Linked DNA regions of Homo sapiens: regions 1 and 3 are each linked to region 2. Evidence: chromatin contacts called from ENCODE Hi-C data. All regions are on one chromosome and are shown on one strand. Each heading gives the region's core, a stretch centred on a gene start or an enhancer-like site at or near the end of the contact. The rest is flanking DNA. Distances are from core to core; before and after follow the strand shown. Region 1 holds the start of TBP (TATA-box binding protein). Region 2 holds the start of AFDN (afadin, adherens junction formation factor). Region 3 holds the start of PDCD2 (programmed cell death 2).

Region 1 (3,915 bases), core at 1-2,500, 2.7 Mb after region 2:
GGGGTTTTTACCCTCCGTTGAAAACGTAGGGCGAAAATCGCAGCTGCAAAGGGCCCGCGGCTCTGTGCGGTTCCATCCCCAAGTCTCTGCCAGGAGCCGAATACATGGCTGTAGAGGACAACATCGCACGGCTGCGCCTGCGGATCCGACACTTGCTGTCTCACGGCGAGATGGCTGCCTTGACCGGACGTTACGCCACTTCCGGCTTCTCCTGAAGTTCGCTCCCGGCCTCTCTATCTCACGCTAGTCGTTGCTCCTGGAGGGCTGCACGGCGGCTTGTCCCTTTGGTAGTTGAATCCCGCCCATTCCAAAAAGCGCTGACAGGGATGTAAAGGGTTTTTTTTGTTTGTTTTTTGTTTTTTTCCCCCTCGAAGAAAACATTGGAATTCACCCCAATGGACAAAAATTTAAGTCTGACCATACAAAAAAATTGTCAGAACTATGGCGCAACGGCAACTCGAATAACGGTGGGAACGTTAATTGTCCTGGCTAATAAAAAATGTATATAACATTTCCTATCCTTAAAGAGCTCACAACCTCACTGATAATAAAAAGTACAAAGAAAACAAGCAGTATAACATATGATTACGCCACAATGAACTACAGAAGGGAAAATCAAGGCGTGCTGAAGTCCCACTAAGAAACAACTGCGGAAAGAGCCATGTGACAACAGTGCATGAACTGGGAGTGGCAGAACTGAATATAAATGCATGTGTAAACACAAGCTGTTTGTTTTGCTTAGTGTTCCTTGTCATTCTACACGCTTGAAGATCAGCTAGCGTTCTTGCTGACAGGTAAGGAGGACGCGCTTACTGAGTGCCAAGCACTGCTCAGGCACTGATTCTGTCAATCTCTGTCAATCTCCCGACAGCCCAAGGGTAAGCACTGTTATCATTATTCAATTTTACAGAAAAAAAATGCGGGGGAGAGGTCAGGTAACTTGTCGAAGGTAACGCCGCTAGTTGCTTTAAACAACAACAACAACAACAACAAAACACACTCACACATATACACACACACGCCATTTAAAAATCGATCTTTCCTACGTCCAGCAAGGGCCAATTAGAGATGGCTGTGGCACGGCGGCCCCGCCCCGGAACTCCTCAAGAGCTTCGCCCCTCCTTACCTATGGAAACACAGGAAGTGACCTATGCTCACACTTCTCATGGCCTCGGCCCTAGTGGGAGCAACTCGCTGAAGCCGAGGGCAGAACTGGCGGAAGTGACATTATCAACGCGCGCCAGGGGTTCAGTGAGGTCGGGCAGGTTCGCTGTGGCGGGCGCCTGGGCCGCCGGCTGTTTAACTTCGCTTCCGCTGGCCCATAGTGATCTTTGCAGTGACCCAGGTAACAGATTGTACTCTTTTCTGACGGTTCGGGCGAAGGCCACCACTGCACTGAGGCCTGGGGGCAATGGTGGGGAAGAGACTAGGAATTGGCGCGCGTGCAGGCCCCTCGGGGGACGTTCCTCCCTTTCGTGCTGCCGCCGTTCCGGCCTGTAACGGCCACTCGGCCGCCACTCCCGCCTGGTGCCCTACTCTGCTGTGTTTCGCAGGCAGCTTCCCATCGTACGATTGTGGGGCTCAGGGTACTACTGGCTGGCTGGGCGGCGGCAGGCGGGACAGGACAGTCCCTTGCATCGAAGACCCTAAGTTTACCCTGCCCTGTCCTGCCATCCGCTTCTTCTCCATGTTAGAAGCAGATTCACCCAGATCTGTGCCCGCCTGTTTTGCTGCCAACATTGAGACTTAAATATTTTGTCAGAAGCCTGAGACAGCGGGCACGGTAGCGCTTAAGATATAATACACACCACTTTATTTGCAGGGTCTCCCGTCTCTCGGTTCAGGCCATCATGGTTTTCCAAATCTCTAGGTAGACTTTTCTGTGAAAAGACTGTGCTTCATTTAGTTATACAGACACTAGAAGGCTATGCAGAATTAATTTGATTGCCTCCAAAAAATATCGGATTTGATGTTTCAATTTCCAGGAGATGAAGATACCCAGCAAACAACTCTTTTCTGAGGATAAATTAGTGCAGTAATCACTGTGCGGTTTCTTCTGTAGACTTACTTGCAAAAAGTGGCCTGAAGCCACCGAAGGTCCTGGATAAATCTCTAATCATACTTATAATGGCTTTAAATCCTGCCGTCATTATCTCTTGCCTCAACCTTAGATTCCTGAAACGAAACTTCCGTCCTCCAGTTTTACTCCTCTCAAATTCATCTAGTCTTGCCAAATTAGATCTGTTCATACTGCACTTCCGAAATTCCATAACTGTTATTATTGCCTATGCAATAACATTGAAAACTCCTGATAGTATGAGCCCACCAATATGTGCTGTCTCATCTGCTGCAGTGACCTTCTATACAGTCATACTAAGCTTGTTGCCTGCATACTGCATGCTTTTTCAATCTGTCTCTTTCTGCTTGATTTCTCTTTTGTCTGAAGCCCTGATGTGTAAATTCCTACTCACCTTGTGAGACCCAAGTTAGATGGTCCCTGCTTTGTGAAAACACTGCGCTCTCTTCACAGTGATTGGCTGTTAGTCTATATTGTCTTCTCTTCCAGGGGTGTATATGGGCTCATTCATGATCACATACTGTATTCCAGGCATAGTGCTAGATGCAGAGATCACAAAGACATGTAGGCTGGTTTCTGCATTCAAGGAACTTAGCTTAGACCATACCTGCTGTTATAATACTATGTTTTACAGTAGTTATTTGCATACCCTTCATATTGAACACTTTGATGCCAAGGACTATATCCTCCTATCTTTATATCCTCATCTGCAGGACTTCTGTTATTGTTATTATAGGATAACTGTCAAAAAAAAAGTATATTTTAAAAAATATCTCTGATATATTTATTTCCAGAAGCAGAGCTTGCTTTCTTTTTTGGTCTGTTTTTCAGTGATGAGTATGTAGGATAGATAGTCTTTGGGGGCCTTTGCCCTTTCAAAGTGATCGTCAGAGTCTTTCATACATTCAGCAAATATCTGAGTGTCTGTTCTGTACCAGCACATGCTTGAAGTGCATATGCCTGAAGGATCTTTGGACATATAATTTGTAACTTTGAGACCTCTAAGTTCTATGTGAGAATATGTTGTTATAAACTCATTTCAGATGTGTAGTGAGTAAAGCGATGATGATTTAAGAAAAGTCAGATAACAGGCACAGTTTGCATTAATGTGTTCTAAAGAGGTAAGGTTATTACATTTATAAAAATTCAGGGCTTTATCTTTGTGCGGCTTTTTTTTTTTTAACAGTTTCATTACAGTAGGAGCTTGATAAATGATCACTCTGAAGTATATTGGATTGAATTTGATATTTACTTAATTTTTTGCCCAAGACATTGTAGAGGATGTAAAATTGGAATATTTAAAGATCTAAACTTTGCCTAACAGTGCTGTGTATACAGTGCTTAGTGAATATTCTGCTCTGATATTACATTTTGCTTAGGAATTATTTTTCTCTAGGTGTTTTTCCTCAAAAGTTTTTAATGCTGGTTATGACAGCTCGATTTTGAGCATTTTCCGATTATTTAAACATGTAACAAAATGATTTTTGTTTTGTTGGCGATTTTACATGCAATCGCCGGAAACATGGAAGGAATAAAACTTTAGGATTATAAGGTAAAAACAAATGTATTCCAAAATAGCTTCATTGGTTTTCATGTTTGTGTTTTGTATAGCCATAGAACTGGCTTATAGGACTGTACAGGTTACCTGGATCCTTAAATTAAACTTTAGACTTTTTTCCAAAGCAGCATCACTGTTTCTTGGCGTGTGAAGATAACCCAAGGAATTGAGGAAGTTGCTGAGAAGAGTGTGCTGGAGATGCTCTAGGAAAAAATTGAATAGTGAGACGAGTTCCAGCGCAAGGGTTTCTGGTTTGCCAAGAAGAAAGTGAACATCATGG
Region 2 (3,956 bases), core at 1,218-3,717:
CTTCTATGTGTCCTGCATCACCCAGTAGGTATTTCACATATGCTATATGTTTTTTATTACAAAAATAACACTGCAGAGAGCCCATAACTGTTTTCCAGGAATCCTGAATTTTCTCTTTAGTGATGCTACACATACTTACTTTGGACATCAGCAATCTAACTGCCGGCTTTGCAAACTCATTCTTCAAGAGGCAAGTCATTCTTGGTAACAGCGTCCTCAGGAATGAAGCTCCTGCAGTTGAGGTTCAGTGAACGCTGCGTCAGGGATCTGCGCAGCACGTGTGGAACCCAATGAGAGTCCTTGCTGTGCAGGCACCGGGATGCTCACATAGTAAAAACTCGAGTCCATCGGGAAGCCCAGGAACTGAAAGGCATAAAGAAACCGAGTGCTAGAACACGAAGATGACATTTAGACACAGATGCTTTTCTGCAAGTCACCACACTTTAATTTTAAGAAAGGAGACTAGCGATCTATTGAATAATTCATTCCCTCATGGCACTGGTTCAACACCCCAGGCTCCTCTGCTGAGAAGCCTCCTTATGTAGCTGTACTGGACAAGTGCGGTAGAAAAGACAGAACCCAGTGGGGATGACAGAATTCTTTAATTGTCTGCAAAAGAGGAAATCCAGTTGGTGGAGAGAAAAATTATTTCCACATTGGAAAAAAAAGTAATGACAAAAATAAAAAGGCTTTGTCAAATATAGTTCACTCTTCTCATTACTTGCCTTAGTGTTTCAAAGATAAACGCTTTTTGTTACAACACATCACAGATAACGCAACTTCGCCTGACTGAACCCGGCGTGGGGAGACTGCAGAGATGGCGCTCTGCAGCCAAAACAAAGGGTGGGGGAGGGGAGGGGCAATTACAAAAAAGACACCTTATGAAAAAAAATCCCTACAATTCACAAAGCTTGCTACTGAAATTAATTTCAGGTTTCCACGTCCACGGGGACACGTACAGGATTTAAAATGACGATCACGTGGCATCTCTCAGGGCCAAATGGGGCGCATCAAAGCTTCCCCTCGACGTTTATTAACTCTGCAGTCCGTTCTCTACGTCTGCGAAGAATTGGCAGATAACGATGTGTCTGAGAGAAGAGGCGTTTTCTAAGGAGACACACAAAGGGAGTGGGACCCTCCAACCTCACTCTGTGAGAGGAACACCGCACAGCAGTGTGGGGGCTCGAACACCCCAAGAGCGGCAGAGCGCGGTTCAGAAAACATGACCCTTGAAATGCACACAAAGCCTAACAACGTGTCCTCCGCGGAAGAAAACAGCTTGAAAAGGTCGGCTTTGAAGTGACCCAGCGGAAAGGAATCACCCTGGAAGAAACACGCAGCAGCCCCGGGGCAATGCGCGGGCAGGAGGAGCAGCGAGCGCGGGGAGCGCAGGGCCCTTCGGAGAGGGCGCTCCACCGGCCCTGCGCTCCGTACCTGTGCCGCCACGCCCACCGGTCCCCTGCTGAGCCTAGCACCGCCCATTTAGACCCAGCACCACCCGTCCGGACCGAACCTAGCACCGCCCGTCCGGACCCAGCAGCGCCCATTTGGATACTGCACCGCCCGTCCAGACCCAGAACCGCCCGTCCGGACCCAGTACCACCCATCGGACCCAGCGCCGCCCATTTAGACCCAGCACCGCCAGTCCGAACCGAACCTAGCACCGCCCATGGGACCCATCGCCCGTTCGGACCCAGCACCGCCCGTCCAGATCCAGCACTGCACCCCCATTTGGATCCAGCACCGCCCGTCCAGACCCGGACCCGCCAGTCCGGACCGAACCCAGCACCGCCCATCGGATCCGGCGCCGCCCATTTAGACCTAGCACCACCCATCCGAACCGAACCTAGCACCGCCCATCGGACCCACCGCCCGTCTGGACCCAGCACCGCCCGTCTGGAACCAGCACCGCCCGTCCACAGATCCATCACCACCCATTTGGACCCAGCACCGCCCGTCCCCGCCCGTCCGGACCGAACGCAGCACCGCCCATCGGACCCAGCAGCGCCCATTTAGACCTAGCACCGCCCGTCCGAACCGAACATAGCACCGCCCATCGGACCCATCACCGCCCGTCCAGATCCAGCACCGCCCATTTGGATCCAGCACCGCCCGTCCGGACTCTGCACCGCGCGTCCGGACCCAACACAGCACCACCCATCGGACCCAGCACTGCCCATTTAGATCCAGCAGCGCGCGTCCGAACCGAACCTAGCACCGCTGGTCGGGAAGGAACCCGGTACCGCCGGTTGGGACCCACCACCGCCAGTCCAGACGGAACCCTAGCACCGCGCGGGGCCCGCCCTCCGACACCTCCCTCCCTGGCGGCCGCGGCAGCAGCACCTAGTGGAGCGGCCCGGAGGTGCGGCGGCGCCGCGCGGGGCGGCGGCGCGCACGGCGGGCGGCGGCGCGCACGGCGGCGGGCGGGGCGCGGGCGGGTGCGGGCGGCGGGCGGCGGGCGCCGGGCGCACACCGGCCGGCGGGGCTGAGGCGGCGCGGCGCGGCGCGGACTGAGCCCCAGGCGGAGGCCAAGTCGGAGGACGCGGCGCGGCCGCGGAGGCGGAGGCAGCCGCGGAGGCGGAGGCGGCCGGCGGGGGGTGGCGAGGGGCGCCGGGCCCCCGCGGACCTGTCGTCCTCGGCCCGTCCTCCGGCCCCGGCCCCGCGCGGCTGAGGAGGCGCGGCCAGGACCATGTCGGCGGGCGGCCGTGACGAGGAGCGGCGGAAGCTGGCCGACATCATCCACCACTGGAACGCCAACCGGCTGGACCTGTTCGAGATCAGCCAGCCGACCGAGGTGAGCACCGCCGGGCGCGGGGCCTGCGCGACCCCCGCCCGCTGCGCCGCGCCCCGCCCCTCCCCCCCGCCGCCGCCCGCCAGCCGCGGACCCGCCCTCCTTTCCCCCTCCCCCCTCCGCCCCTTCTCTCCCCTCCCCCTCCCCCAGGCCCACCGCGGGCCCCGGCGTCCCCCGCAGCCCCCGTCCCCCTGCCGCGGTGTATCCCGGGGTCGCGCGGGCCGAGCGGGGGCTGGCGGGGCGCGGCAGTCACCTGTTCCCCTCTCCGGCCGCTCACCTGGTGGCTCACCTGGGCCGCCGCCCCCACCCCCGCGAGCGCGGCGCGGCCCCGGCCTCATCCCCGGCGGCGCGGGGGGCGCGGCGGCGCGCGGGGCCGGCGCCCTCCACCTGCAGCCCGGTTGTGGCTCGCGGCGCCCCTTCGCCGTGGCCGGGATGGAGCCTGTGACGCGCGCTGTGCTTCGGGTTCATAAACTTGCAGGCTGCCAGCTGGGAGGGGAAAGTCAGTATCACAAAGTTCGGGAGGTGCGGGCTGCCTGATGGCACAGGCCCGGAGTCGGACGCCTCCGAGGAAAGGCGCGCCTTCTCCACCTTCGGGGCCGCGAGGAAGGGCCCTCTGCGGCGGCCTCTGCCCGGAGGGAGGCGCCGGCCCCAGGCTGGCTCCCTGAGAGGAGGAGGAAATCACGCTCGCTCCTGGCCTGGTAACAATGGGGGTTGTTTATAGCAAAGCTGCTGAAAGCGTTCCGAGCAGCTTTTAAAAAAATGTTTGAGTCCAAGTCCACTAGGAAGGGCTCCGTGGAGAGGGGAGGGAGGTGAAGGGTCGGGGAGCAACCCTGTAAATCGCTCCGCAAGGGTCGGTTCCGCGCTCTGTTCATTCGGTGGCTGCACAGACTTTACCAGCATAAAAAAATTTCACTCAATATTTGTGCCCGTTTAGGAAATCATTTTAATAGCGTCTATTTTTGATTTGTTGTAATAGGTAATTTATAGTTAATACTTGCTATAAAATACTAGCTCCTAGGCAACAAAACATGTTTGGCAGATTTGAACATTCTTACGAAATGTAATCCTTTTATCATTAAATTCCACTTTATGTTTTTGAGAGAATTTGACTATTGCTTCTCTGATTTCTTGAGTTTTTGCCAGTCATGGGAAGGACTCTATTTCT
Region 3 (4,266 bases), core at 258-2,757, 2.8 Mb after region 2:
TACAATTTCAAATTCTGGAAAAAGGAAGTTGTGGTCTGGAATTATATGGTCCAGATGATCTGAAACAAAAAGGACAGCACTATTAGTAATCATTTAGTTTTGAAGACAGTCTAATAATTTGCTGTCTCTAAAGTACTATATTCCCTATAGTTCTGGCATTTTAGATAAAGGGTCATAAATTAAATGCCTATATGGTGACATTATTCAGTGATTCAGACTTCACAGCCTTTTTTTTTTTTTTACAAAGGTGTTCCAGGCATGAAAAATTTTAAAGTACTATACCTTTCCTAATTTTACCTTTAAAGTTGTCCTGGAAATATCTGGGTTGACAAAGGCGATGAAACTGAACTGAGACTTAAAAAAAAGATTACCCACCTGGTTGTGCACAAGCCTGCTTATGTCCCAATCTCCAGTCTAGGGTCTGATGCTCCTTGCTGCAGTAATATGCTTTGTGGCATCTGGAGCACGTTTTGGGGCCTAAACAGCCACAAACCCTGCAGAGATGAGCACCAGACTTAAGCTGGAGACACACTGATTCTCCTGTTTCTGGGGGAGGATTCTCAGAAGGTGGCTCATATGAGTAAAAATCGTTTTTCCTGGGTAGTTGATTCCTAAAAACTAAAAAAGAATACAGAGAAAAGTTTTATCTTCAAACAAAACAGCAATTCACATATTTTATCCTCTGCACGTAAAACTGAAAATAACAACAACAAAAAAGAAATGAAAGTTTTTGCTTTCAGGAATAAGCTTTTAAAATCCAGAAACTAGATTTCGTCCGGTACACGCAACTGAGTTGCCTCCTAGAGGTGGTTTGAGTTAATCAAATTAATAAGACTGATCGTTAAGAACGACTGCCAAAAATACGAAAAAGCTACTGGGATCCATCTTTCCAAGACAATTTCTATTATCTGAATTAACACCATACCTGGTACCCACTGATTAAAAGCTGGGGGTTACCAATGCGCGTGGGCACAGTTAGAAGCTTATGTAGCAAAAATGAGCACATCCTGGAAGGGCCCGGGAGAAGGTGCTCCTGGGGCAGCGCGGAGAGGGAGCTCTGAGGCTGGGGCGGCAGCGGTGCTTGCCGCCGTCCCCCTGGTCGCTCCCGGAATTAACGCCGCGCACGCGTCGGAGGCATGGCCCCGTCCCGACCCCGTTTGGCGGCTCACCTCGCAGGCCGGCACAGCACGGCTGCTCGCGGCAGCAGAAGAGGAAGATGCAGCGGTGGAAGGCGTCCGGGCGGCCAGGCAGCGGCGCATACACCTGCAGCAGGAAGGAGAGCGGGCGGCCGCACAGCTCGCAGGCCAGGGCCTGGGGCCCCGGCAGCCCGGCCGCGCCCAGCCATGCCGGCCGCCCGCCCACCTTGCTGGGGAACTGCTCGCTGCGCAGTCGCCACGCCGGCGCCGACTCGGCGAAGCCCAGCTCCACAGGCCTGGCCCCGGCGGCAGCCATGCGGGGCGCGGGCTGGCGTGGGGCGCAGCCCACAGCTGGGTCGGAAGGCGGAAATCGGGCGCCGGGCCGGAAGGCAAGAGGCGGGCACCTTTCCGGAGGACAGGAGGCGGAAACGCGTCTGACGGGAGCGGTTGCAGGACCAATGCGAGGGAACGGGGCAGAGGAAACCTCTCGGCATCAGCCCCGCCCCTGGCGCCTCTGCCTCCGAGCCGCTTTCCTGGTGCCTCCGGGTGCTCTGGGATGGTTCTGGTCTTTGGGAGAGTGGCAGCTGGTGACGGCGCTCCGCTCACCTCTGCACATGTCTTGCTGTGGGCCTGCGGGTGGCCGCCAGGGAGGCAGAGCCCTCCCGCAAACCTTCCCTGCTGGTGTCCACCTCAGGGTGTGGGAAACCTGTGCGCTGGCCGAGTGCTAACCAAGAGTAGGCAGTGAAAGACAAATGAAGGTTGAACAGGTAAAGTGAGGACCCTACAGCGGAAACCAAGAATCCTGTGTGCCTGAGAGTAATGAAGAAGCCTCTGCAGAAGAGTCTTTTCTGTCAGTCTTAAGGTCTCTGTTTTAATGTTAGTGCTGGCTTGCTGTACCTGAATTCCAAGGGAGGAGTGTATAATGAGGCATGGCCAACCCCCACTTCCCATCATTGCCTGAACTAGTTTTTCAGGTTAACTTCAGAATGCCCTTGGGCAAGCAGAGGGTCCATCAGTCGGTTGGAGGGTTTAGAATTTTACTGTTGGTTTGCAAAGGTCTGAAAGAAACATGTACCACCTGTTCTCTTTAAGGAGTTCTACTTAGGAGGTTTCATTTACATAACAAGACCGTGGTTGTCAGCCAGGTCTCCACCCGCATAACCTGTTATGCCACAATCCAAACCCCCATTCTGTAACCTCAAGATGGTATATAAGTTTCTGAACCCCATTTGGGGCTTCAGCAAAATCACTCTGGTTCTCCCCCATGTGCATGTTAATAAATTTGTATGCCCTTTCTCCAATTAATGTGCCTTTTGTCAGTTGACTTTTCAGTGAACCTTCAGAGGACAAAAAGGAAGCTTTCCCTTGGCTACTACAGTGGCTTTAATGGAAGTAAAGTCATCAACAACATTTATTTTTGACAAAATCACAGTTTAGTTGGCAGTATATTTGTTTGTTTTTGTTTTATTTGAGATGGAGTCTCGCTCTGTCGCCCAGGCTGGAGAGCAATGGTGCGATCTCGGCTCACTGCAACCTCCGCCTCCCGAGTTCAAGCATTCTCCTGCCTCAGCCTCCCGAGCAGCTGGGTAGCAGTATATTTGTAATGGTACATAAAATAATGTCTGTTTTTAAATAAACATTTACATTGTAAACCAAAAGTTAACTCTCCATCAATTTTTTTTTTTCTTTTTTGAGATGGCATCTTGCTCTGTCACCCAGGCTGGAGGAGTGCAGTGGCATGATCTCGGCTCACTGCAACCTTCGCCTCCCAGGCAAGCGATCCTCTTGCCTCAGCCTCCTGAGCAGCTGGAATTATAGGTGTGTGCCAATACAACCAGCTAATTTTCGTATCTTTGGTAGAGACAGAGTTTCACCATGTTGGCCAGGCTTGTCTCGAATTCCTGACCTCAGTTGATCTGTCCGTCTCAGCTTCCCAAAGTGCTGGGATTACAGGCATGAGCCACCACATCCGGCATCCATCAATTTAGAAAGTTTATTTCACCAAGATTAAGGTTGCACCCGTGACACAGCCTCAGAAGGCCCTGATGACCATGTGCCCTTGGTGGTCAGGGTACAGCTTGCTTTTATACATGTTAGGGAGACATGAGACATCAATCAGTATGTGTAAGATGTACTTTAGTCAGGTAAAGCGGGACTTGAGGTGAGGGCTTCCAGGTCATGAGTAGATAAGAGGCAAAAGATCGCATTTTTTTGAGTCCTTGATCAGCCTTCCACTGAATACACAATTTAGTCTGGCTCAGTGAATTATCATTTTTACGTAAACAATAGGGGAGGGGAAGCAATTAGATATGCATTTGTCTCAGGCGCACCTTAAAGGGATAACTTTGAGTTCTGTCTGTCCTTTATCCACAAGGAATTTCCTTGTGGGCAAATTTTAAGGGAGGTACGTAGCCTCTTATCTTGGCAGCTATCTTATTTAGGAATAGAATGGGAGGCAGGTTTGCCTGACATAGTTTCCAGCTTGACTTTACCCTTTGGTTTAGTGATTTTGTGGTCCTGAGTTTTATTTTCCTTTCACAGAAATTATACCGTAAAAGTAATTGAAGAAAATCACTTCTTTCCCCTTCCCTCAACTAGGCCTTGACCATTTTAAATAAAATCAGGATTTGCTGAAGGTCAACAAATTTAACCAAGTTCAGTTAAAACTTAACTCTGAATCTGTATGTCCCTGGGGTCTTTTCCAGTGAGAGATGTCTAAGCATCATTCCAAGCTTTTCTATACTAACTGGCCTATTTGTATGTTTCTTATTTTAGGATTCCTTTTGTTCATGTGTATTTTTATTAGGCAATCACCCATTTCCTGTAGGTTTCCAGGTTAATATATTTTTCTTATTGGAATTTTAATTTATCCTCTCTAGTTTTCTACATATTTTTTTTTTCTTTGAGACGAGGTCTCATATGTTGCCCCGGTTGGCCTCAAACTCCTGGGCTTAAGCAATCCTCCCACCTTGGCCTCCCAAAGTGCTGGGATTATAGGTGTGAATTACTGTACCCAGCCTAGAATCCTTAGTCCTATATACTTTTGCTGTTTTTTTCATTGCCAACTTGAAATAATAAAAAGGGTCAGAATCCTATAAACCAAAAATAAAATAAGGCCCCCCAACCCTCT

The links. A loop is a pair of places that touch in the nucleus more often than their neighbours do. Pooled maps may share reads with other maps.
Region 1: a pooled map shows a loop between it and region 2 (7-fold over the local background). The contact joins the promoter of TBP here to the promoter of AFDN in region 2. A Hi-C loop is called at or near these places in 2 of 37 single-sample maps with no recorded cell type and 5 of 50 pooled maps.
Region 3: a loop to region 2 is called in a map with no recorded cell type, with 10 times the contacts of the local background. The contact joins the promoter of PDCD2 here to the promoter of AFDN in region 2. A Hi-C loop is called at or near these places in 3 of 37 single-sample maps with no recorded cell type and 5 of 50 pooled maps.

What each region holds. Positions count from the first base shown.
Region 1 is chr6:170,553,119-170,557,033 of GRCh38, forward strand. TBP (TATA-box binding protein) reads left to right here and starts at 1,251. Exons shown (of 8, transcript NM_003194.5): 1 at 1,251-1,345; 2 at 3,764-3,915. The coding sequence starts at 3,912. PSMB1 (proteasome 20S subunit beta 1) reads right to left here and starts at 189. Exons shown (of 6, transcript NM_002793.4): 1 at 12-189. The coding sequence starts at 124. RefSeq lists enhancers at 1-321, 1,132-1,521.
Region 2 is chr6:167,824,444-167,828,399 of GRCh38, forward strand. It overlaps AFDN (afadin, adherens junction formation factor), which reads left to right and starts at 2,468. Exons shown (of 34, transcript NM_001386888.1): 1 at 2,468-2,794. The coding sequence starts at 2,690. It overlaps AFDN-DT (AFDN divergent transcript), which reads right to left and starts at 2,353. Exons shown (of 2, transcript NR_027906.1): 1 at 960-2,353; 2 at 1-363. RefSeq lists silencers at 1,437-1,506, 2,421-2,620 and enhancers at 2,091-2,160, 2,191-2,270.
Region 3 is chr6:170,583,130-170,587,395 of GRCh38, forward strand. It overlaps PDCD2 (programmed cell death 2), which reads right to left and starts at 1,508. Exons shown (of 6, transcript NM_002598.4): 1 at 1,170-1,508; 2 at 376-618; 3 at 1-59. The coding sequence starts at 1,452. RefSeq lists a silencer at 1,238-1,477.